Linked DNA regions of Mus musculus: region 2 is linked to region 1. Evidence: chromatin contacts called from ENCODE Hi-C or POLR2A ChIA-PET data. All regions are on one chromosome and are shown on one strand. The core of a region is the stretch at or near the end of the contact, and the rest is flanking DNA. Distances in the headings are between cores, read along the strand shown. Region 1 holds the start of Pwp2 (PWP2 periodic tryptophan protein homolog (yeast)). Region 2 has its middle 21 kb from the start of Gm40709.

The links. A loop is a pair of places that touch in the nucleus more often than their neighbours do. ChIA-PET counts read pairs that join two places held with the same protein, here RNA polymerase II (POLR2A).
Region 2: a map of CH12.LX shows a loop between it and region 1 (2.3-fold over the local background). The contact joins the enhancer-like site here to the promoter of Pwp2 in region 1. A Hi-C loop is called at or near these places in 1 of 37 maps with a recorded cell type or tissue (CH12.LX). POLR2A ChIA-PET finds 5 or more read pairs at or near these places in 1 of 5 experiments (embryonic stem cell).

The regions. Positions count from the first base shown.
Region 1 is chr10:78,183,103-78,187,052 of GRCm38, reverse strand. Pwp2 (PWP2 periodic tryptophan protein homolog (yeast)) reads left to right here and starts at 1,904. Exons shown (of 21, transcript NM_029546.2): 1 at 1,904-1,982; 2 at 2,883-2,995. The coding sequence starts at 1,965. It overlaps Trappc10 (trafficking protein particle complex 10), which reads left to right. Exons shown (of 23, transcript NM_001081055.2): 23 at 1-1,631.
Region 2 is chr10:78,371,779-78,375,355 of GRCm38, reverse strand. No RefSeq gene overlaps it. Among named protein-coding and RNA genes, the nearest start is that of Gm40709, 21 kb to the right of the region's middle. Within about 2 kb of position 1,830, at least 1 of the 3 ENCODE cell types and tissues checked has a DNase peak (open chromatin) inside an H3K27ac peak, as active enhancers do.

The DNA.
Region 1 (3,950 bases), core at 655-3,154:
ACTGAAGATGCTCCATCTGGAGTGAAGATGAGAGGGGCCTCTCTTGTGCTCTGATCAGTCGTAAAGGACTCAGGGCCTGGAGGACCTCAGCTGGGCCACTGGGTTGCAGTCATACCGCACCAACGGGTTCATTTACTTTTGGTTGTAAATTTGATTGTACATATTGTTGATTTATTATTTTTAAGAGTACAGACTAACTGATGTAATGTTTGTGTATAAGTTGCACCAAAAATCAAGGACAAAATAAATGTGTGTTTGTTTTTACTGGTGTGGAAGTCATAGATTGTAAATAGATGCTGTATGTATTAAACGTTCTCAGTCCTCCAAAGTGATGTATTTTTGTATATAGGAGATAGAGTGCTCTGGGCTTATTGGCGTGGTGTCTGTGAGTGGGACCTGAGGTAGAAAGCTGGGAGAGGAGGGAGCCCTCTTCAGGAGTCGCTGCCCCCTGGGGACCATGTTTGGGCCCAGAGTCAGGGGCACAGAGAGAACCAGGAGAACCAAGCCAACACTTTCAGTATTCAGTGTATTTGCTTTTTTTTTTTTTTAAGATTTGTTTATTTATTATATGTAAGTACACTGTCGCTGTCTTCAGACACTCCAGAAGAGGGCATCAGATCCCATTACGGATGGTTGTGAGCCACCATGTGGTTGCTGGGATTTGAACTCAGGACCTTCAGAAGAGTACTCAGTGCTCTTAACTGCTAAGCCATCTCTCCAGCCCCAGGGTATTTGCTTTTAACTCAGCCAGTAAATAAAGGATAGTACGACGCCCACAACACACCACCACCAAGTGGTTTTCATTTGCAGGAATTGGAGGAATGCTTAAAGAAAATAAACACTGGGGCTGGAGAGATGGCTCAGTGGTTAAGAGCATTGGCTGCTCTACCAGAGGTCCTGAGTTCAAATCCCAGCAACCACATGGTGGCTCATAACCATATGTAATGGGATCTGATGCCCTCTTCTAGTGTGTCTGAAGACAGTGGCAGTGTACTCACATAAACCTTAAAAAAAAAAAAAACAAAAAAAAAACAAACATTTATTTAAAACCCTCTGAAAACCTATTTTATGTGCAGTTTAAAACTAATAAACTTGGGGAGCTGGGTATGCAAATTAGAACTTGGTACTTACTGAATGTCTACAGCCCTCTGAACTCTGTTTTCGGTAAACCTTTGACAGTTGGCCTGCAGATGTCAAGTCCATGTGTGGGGAGGTCTTTGAGACTTGATCCTGGCAGAAAAGCTTCCACCCGGCACTGCTAGCCTCCCGCATCCGTGTGTAGTCCTTTAGAGTGGAGTCTGGCTCTTGAGTTCACCGCCCACCCCCTGAGTTTCATATTTCTGAGTTCTCTACGGTTTTCTAATTATATATATTAAGAATAAAACAAAGGGGAGATCTAAAATGTTGGTAGTTCTGTTATTTCTCATGAAGACACCTTTCTCTGTAAGAGAGTTGGCAGCTCTTGTTCTCTGGGATGGGGTCTAGGAAAGGTGACGGCCGCACCTTGACACTGCAGGCGTTGGTTCCATTTTCACAGTGTTCTGTAACATAATGTCAGAGTAAGGCCGCTGTACTAAGATCGTTTAAAGTGTAAGCATTAAAATTCTAAAAATACACGTTTTAAGAAGAAACTCCGTTTGAACTTGGGTTTTTGTTTTTGTTTTGCACGGTTACAGGCGAGTGTGTGACGATTTGCTCGCTTTCTCAGCTCCGGACTGGGCTCTGCATGGAGACCTAGAACTTAGCTCCATTCTCCACCGTCCTAGCGGTCTCAGCTAGTTCACCGCTACGCAGCGCCTGCGTAGAGGCAGGGTGGTGGCGGGAGTGGGGGTGAGGGAGGGACGGGCGGGGCTTCCCAGGACACTAGGGTTGCGGCTCCGCCCCGGAAGTGCGCGTTTTAAGCGCCGGAGATTGTTTGTATTCCGGAAGTGGTTGCAGTACGGTACCCCACGTGTGGTTCCAGGATGAAATTCGCTTACCGGGTGAGCGGCGGGCCGGGCAGGGGCAACGGGAGGGCGATGGAAGGTTCCGAGGACGCGGGAGAGACCGAGGTCGTTGTCATCTCGGCTGCCTGTGGGAAGCACTAGTGGGTCGACCCATCGCAATCTATTGCTCCTGGTTTATACCAGGAGCTCCGGGCTCCTACCCAACAGGTCTCGGGCTGTACCCAGCCCTGTCCAAACTCCTCTTGCCAGACAACACAGCAATAGCTGCTGAAAGGCTCTTAACAACAAACTTCAAGCAACACCCAGCTCTCTACAGGGCCGCCAGTTCTTGGAGCAGTCTCGACAGCGCTCCTCTGCTGATCATACCTCTTAGGAGCCTAGCTCTGCCTGGTGTTATCTCGTTGCATAGCTGCCCACCTACACCCCAGATCGACTCCTGCCTTAGTTAGCCCAGGCAATCCCAGTAAGCAACTACCCTACTGCTCTGCTGGGCTTTGCAGTGTTTGGACATCTGTCCAATTGCCTATGTGCCGTTTCTATGTGGACATAGAACACAAGGCTCGGGTCTCTACACCCAGCTGTGTCTGCTGGATGGAGATGCTTGCCTTTGATAACTGAATGGATACACCGGGGCACTGATACTTAGCACGGTGGGCGTGGTGAGCATCTCCTGCAGCCCTGTTCACTGAAGCAGCTTCTCTTAGAATGGAGATCCTGTGCCCTTCTGTGCCTGGCAAATGCTTCCTGTCTTGGGAGTATAGTACCATTCAAGGGAACCCTGGGCTCCTGAGAATTAAGTTGGGTTCCTCCTCTGCCCAGGGGCAGGACACACCTATGGTCAGGTACTTTACTACCTATGCCCAGATGCCTCTCATCACCATTTCAGAGAGCTGACGCTGTGTTCTCTGTGTTAAAACTGATTCATTTCCTTTGCAGTTCTCGAATTTGTTGGGTACGGTTTATCGGTGTGGAAACTTAAATTTCACACATGATGGAAATTCTGTTATCAGCCCCGTGGGAAATAGAGTCACTGTGTTTGACCTTAAGAAGTAAGTATGGGGAGACAATGTTAGCAGGGACGTTATCCTCCGTGTGAAGGCTAGCCATCCTCTTTGTGGCTTGCAGGACTACTGGATTTAGGAGGACACAGGTCATGGTAGAGTTGCCTGCTGAGGTCCTCGTTTTTCATTCTAGTATCTAGAACACCAGCATTACTCTTAAAGGGAAAGGAAAAGTCATGTGCCTTTTGGCTGTTGGCTAGCAAGTAGGGGTGGTGGCAGATAGGAAGGTTATCTCAAAAGGTGAGCACTTACTGTGGGGGGAGGGGCGGCTCTAAGGGCCCCAGGACAGGTGGTTTGGAGAGTTCAGGCTGTCTTGGGTCCTTGCTCAACAGCCCTGATGGTTCCCACCTTCCCTGCTGAGATTAGGCTTAGCTTTGCTTGTCCCAACAAATGTGCTGTGGCTCCTTTTCTGACTAGGAATGACTCAGCACTTGACTGTCTGAACGTCTGTAGGCTGATCCCCTCTAGCCTGGGCAAGACCCTCCAGTTCTTCTGGCCACTGTGCTCCCATTAGCTTCAGTTAGCTGGCTAGTCCTAGACCTCCGTTACCAGACACTGTAGGCTGGGCCAGCAGTATAACCTACTGTGCCTGCTGTCGATGGATTACTGGGTCTAGTCAGGTCTTCTGTGTCACTGTCTCTTTAAATAACATCTCAGGGTCTCAGAAGTAATGAGAACCTGTTTGTTAAAGAAGACTCAGACCAAAAAAAACAAAACAAACAAACTAGGTTCTAATTGCGACACCTATAATGGTGCCTCCAGCTCAGTCAAACCCTGCTTTCTTCTCCTTCTATCCACTTCTGAATTTAAGAACATACAGCCTTTGCAAGTGTGCTACCCTTAACTCGAAAAGGTCAATACCAAGACGACCCAGGAGGGCAAGGAACGAGCTGTAGCCTAAGGGGCCCTACAGCAGGAGAACCAGCTGCTAGTCCATCTCTGG
Region 2 (3,577 bases), core at 581-3,080, 190 kb before region 1:
TTTCATTCAGGAATCCAGAACATTGGGGTGGGTAGTAAGTAACTCTTGAGCAACAAGGGACTCACACTGCTGCAGCTGGGGTAATTTGAGTATGTAATTGCTTACTGCTACAGGGCTGGCTTACAGGTTCAGAGGTTCAGTCCATTATCATCAAAGCAAAAACATGGCAGCGTCCAGGCAGGCATGGTACAGGAGGATCTGAGAGTTCTACATCTTCATGTGAAGGCTGCTAGAAGACTGACTTCCAGGCAGCTAGGACAAGGGTCCTTAAAGCCCACAATCACAGAGATACACCTACTCCAACAAGGCCACACCCACCCTAACAAGGCCACTCCTCCTAACACTGCCACTCCCTGGGCCAAGCATATTCAAACCACCACAGATAGCAACCTCAGTTGCCACCCATGGTGCTTTGAACCCGCCATGCCCTCCTTTACACCTGACACTCCACACCTTTCCCTGGGCTTTAGCCCCCCCCCCTCTCTCTCTCTCGTTTTGTTTTTTTGAGATAGGGTTTCTCTGTATAGCCTCAGCTATCCTGGAACTCACTCTGTAGACCAGGCTGGCCTCGAACTCAGAAATCTGCCTGCCTCTGCCTCCCAAGTGCTGGGATTAAAGGTGTGTGCCACCACTGCCTGGCTCTAGCCCTCTCATTTTTAACTTTATTTTTAAGCCTGTTTATTAACTGATTCATGACAGGACATCAGTTCTAGGGTCAGCCTGGCCGATGGTTGCCATAGCCCCATCCCTACTGAGTTGCCCACACTCTCCCAGAACTTGTCCAGGGAATCAGCCAGTCCTAGTGTTGCTTTGCCCTAGGACATCTCTGCAGAGAATGGCGGTGGTCAATGGCTTGCGGAGAGGCAGCAAGAGCGCCATACCAGATGTCCATCAGGCACCCCTCCTCTGCCCTGGAGGTGGCTTGCACTCTTTGCTCCTGTGGACTTTCAAAGCACACAACTTTATTTGACGCGGTAGACAGTGGTGTGGCCCCACATTAAAGATGAGGACACTAAGGAGAGGTGCGGCTCCTGGACCAGGTGGGCTTTGTAAATGGAACCATGTCTGCCTGGTGCCTACTGCAAAACCAACTGTCTGTCCCTTCTTGCTGGGCTCAGTGGTCACTTGGCCTGCACTGTTGGTAGCCCTTGGGCTCAGCACCATCTCCATAACTACTTGTGCCTCTGCCCTTCTCTGAGAGGGCTGGGACCACAGTGGTGAATGAGAGGCTGGTGTGTAGATGCTGGAAAATCTGTGGGGAGAGGGATGTGGAGGTAGAGCTGTCTTCTGAGCCGGGGGTAGGGGTGTTTGAAAACTGCGTGGTAGGGTCAGAGTTGGAGGGTCAGTGTAGATTGACAGAAGGGCCCAACAGCTCATGAACAGACTGGAGCTGTCACCTGCTGAAAGGAAGCTGCCCAGACAAAGAGGCAGATGACACCGGGGAGCCTGAAGCCATGAATGTAGATAGCACAGCCTGTCCCTGGGTGCTGACAGTTACAGCTCATGAGAAGATCACCGACTGCTGTATTCATTTTGTGTTGCTGTTATTAGGATGCCTGGCACTGGGTAGGACAGAGAACAGTTTTATTTGCCCACCGGTAGTGGCTGCATCATTGCATGGTAGACAGCTCCTAAGGAAGGAAGAGTGGATTTGCTCCTCTAGAACCACAGAGCTATCTCTGAGAACTGAGAACTGCATGGATGCTTTCTGGGATACATCTCTAGGATCCTATGGCCTCTCTCCAGGTCTCCCCCTCTTAAAGGATCCACCCCCTTTACTGATGTCTACACTGGAGGCTCAGCTTCTAAAACATGAATACTTTGATTTCTACCCAAACCACTGCTAAAACACGGCTGGAGCTTTTCCTACTTAGCTCTGGCGCTACAGGGAGTGTAGACAACGGAGCTAGGGAGTGAGGTTGGGGGGATAGGAACAGGCTCCCTCCTATGGGCAGGGCTGTGCATGGTTGAATCCTCCTGTCAATGCCAAGAGTGGGAGTCCCAAGACATTGGGGAAGCTACTAGTCACATCTATCTGCGGGGTCAGAAAGGACCAACCCTTCCAAACGCTGCCCGTCAAACGACTGTCCCTGCTGTCCGTGCTGCCTTTTCCTTTTTAAAGATGGTTTGCAAAAACGTTACTAAAAACTTGAATCACACCCAGCGTGGGAAAGTGTGGCAGTTCCTCAAAATAAGCCACCGCAGACAGACTTACCCGAGCAGTTGCACGCCTGCGACTACAGTGGAAGGGACAGCAAAGAGCGCTGAACTGGAGACATCTGCACACTCATGTTCCTTCGGGGTCTGTTTAACTGCTCAAGGTGGGAGCCGCCTGATGCTTCATCACTGGAAGATCGATCGGTATTGCGGGTCTCTGTGTGGTACGCGTATCCTTAGGAGAAAGTACCCGGTGCTGGGGTGTAGTAGATATTTTTCTGTTGCTGTGTGACAGTTTGAATATGCATGGTTATTTGGAGGTGTGGCCTTGCTGGAGTGGGTGTGGACTCGCTGGAGTGGGTGTGGCCATGATGGAGGAAGTGTGTCACTATGGGGATTCCTCCTAACCACGTGGAAGCTAGAACCTTCAGGTCCTCCTGCACCATGTCTGCCTGGACGCTGCCATGCTCCCGCCTTGATGATAATGGACTGAACCTCTGAACCCAGTCATCATGCTGGGTCATTCAGAAAGAAAAGAGGTTATTTGGCTTACGACTTTGGCTGTTTCAAACTCCATGTAGCATGGTCAGTGAGTGCCTAACAAGGCTCCCCAGCCGCATAACAATACGGCTGGTGCCAGCACATGGTGGGGAGCAGGATGTGCTACACCCTACACAGCTTGGGTCCTGGACTGGGGCAGCGTCGGATGAAGAAAAGACAGACATACAGACACATGTACAGTGAAGCTGGCATCAGGTGGGGTTCTCAGATGCTAACACTGCTGCCACATCCCAGAACTTCAGCGTGCTTGTTAGGCATAGCGCAGGGGGAGGTGTTAGCTAGTCTCCGTAGGAGGTCTCTGTAGACCAGGCTGTCTCAGGTTATAAAGGAGGAGGCCACAGTTGCTAGCCTTTGCACACACTGATCGAGTGTCTATAAACACATAGACCTGAGAATAGCTTTGACATTTCTCTCGAGCCTGGGCCATTTGGGTAATGACTTTGCCAATTGTCCTGGGTCTAAGGTCTTGAATCCTCCACATGATTGTTCCCATGCCAAAATATACATTCTCTCAGGACTTGACTCACTCTGGGGGGAGAGCAAGTGCCAGACTTTGTGAGAATGCTCTCAGGTGGTGATTAGTCTTATCTTGATCACGCTGAGAGGAGTGTTTATCTGCCCCAAGATCTGCCCCAGTTACCTAGTGACCAGCCCCACATCCCACACCCACACACTGTTGTTGGCAGGAGTGGATAGACCCTGAGGGCCCTGGCTTCAAGCACCTGCTAGGTCTGTTGCTTCCCATGTCCCTCTGAGATCGGTCCCTTTGATGATTACAGCAGAACTCAAGTCTTACAACATCCTTGATTCTGCAAGAAGCTCTTGATTGAGCCGGGCGTGATGGCGCACGCCTTTAATC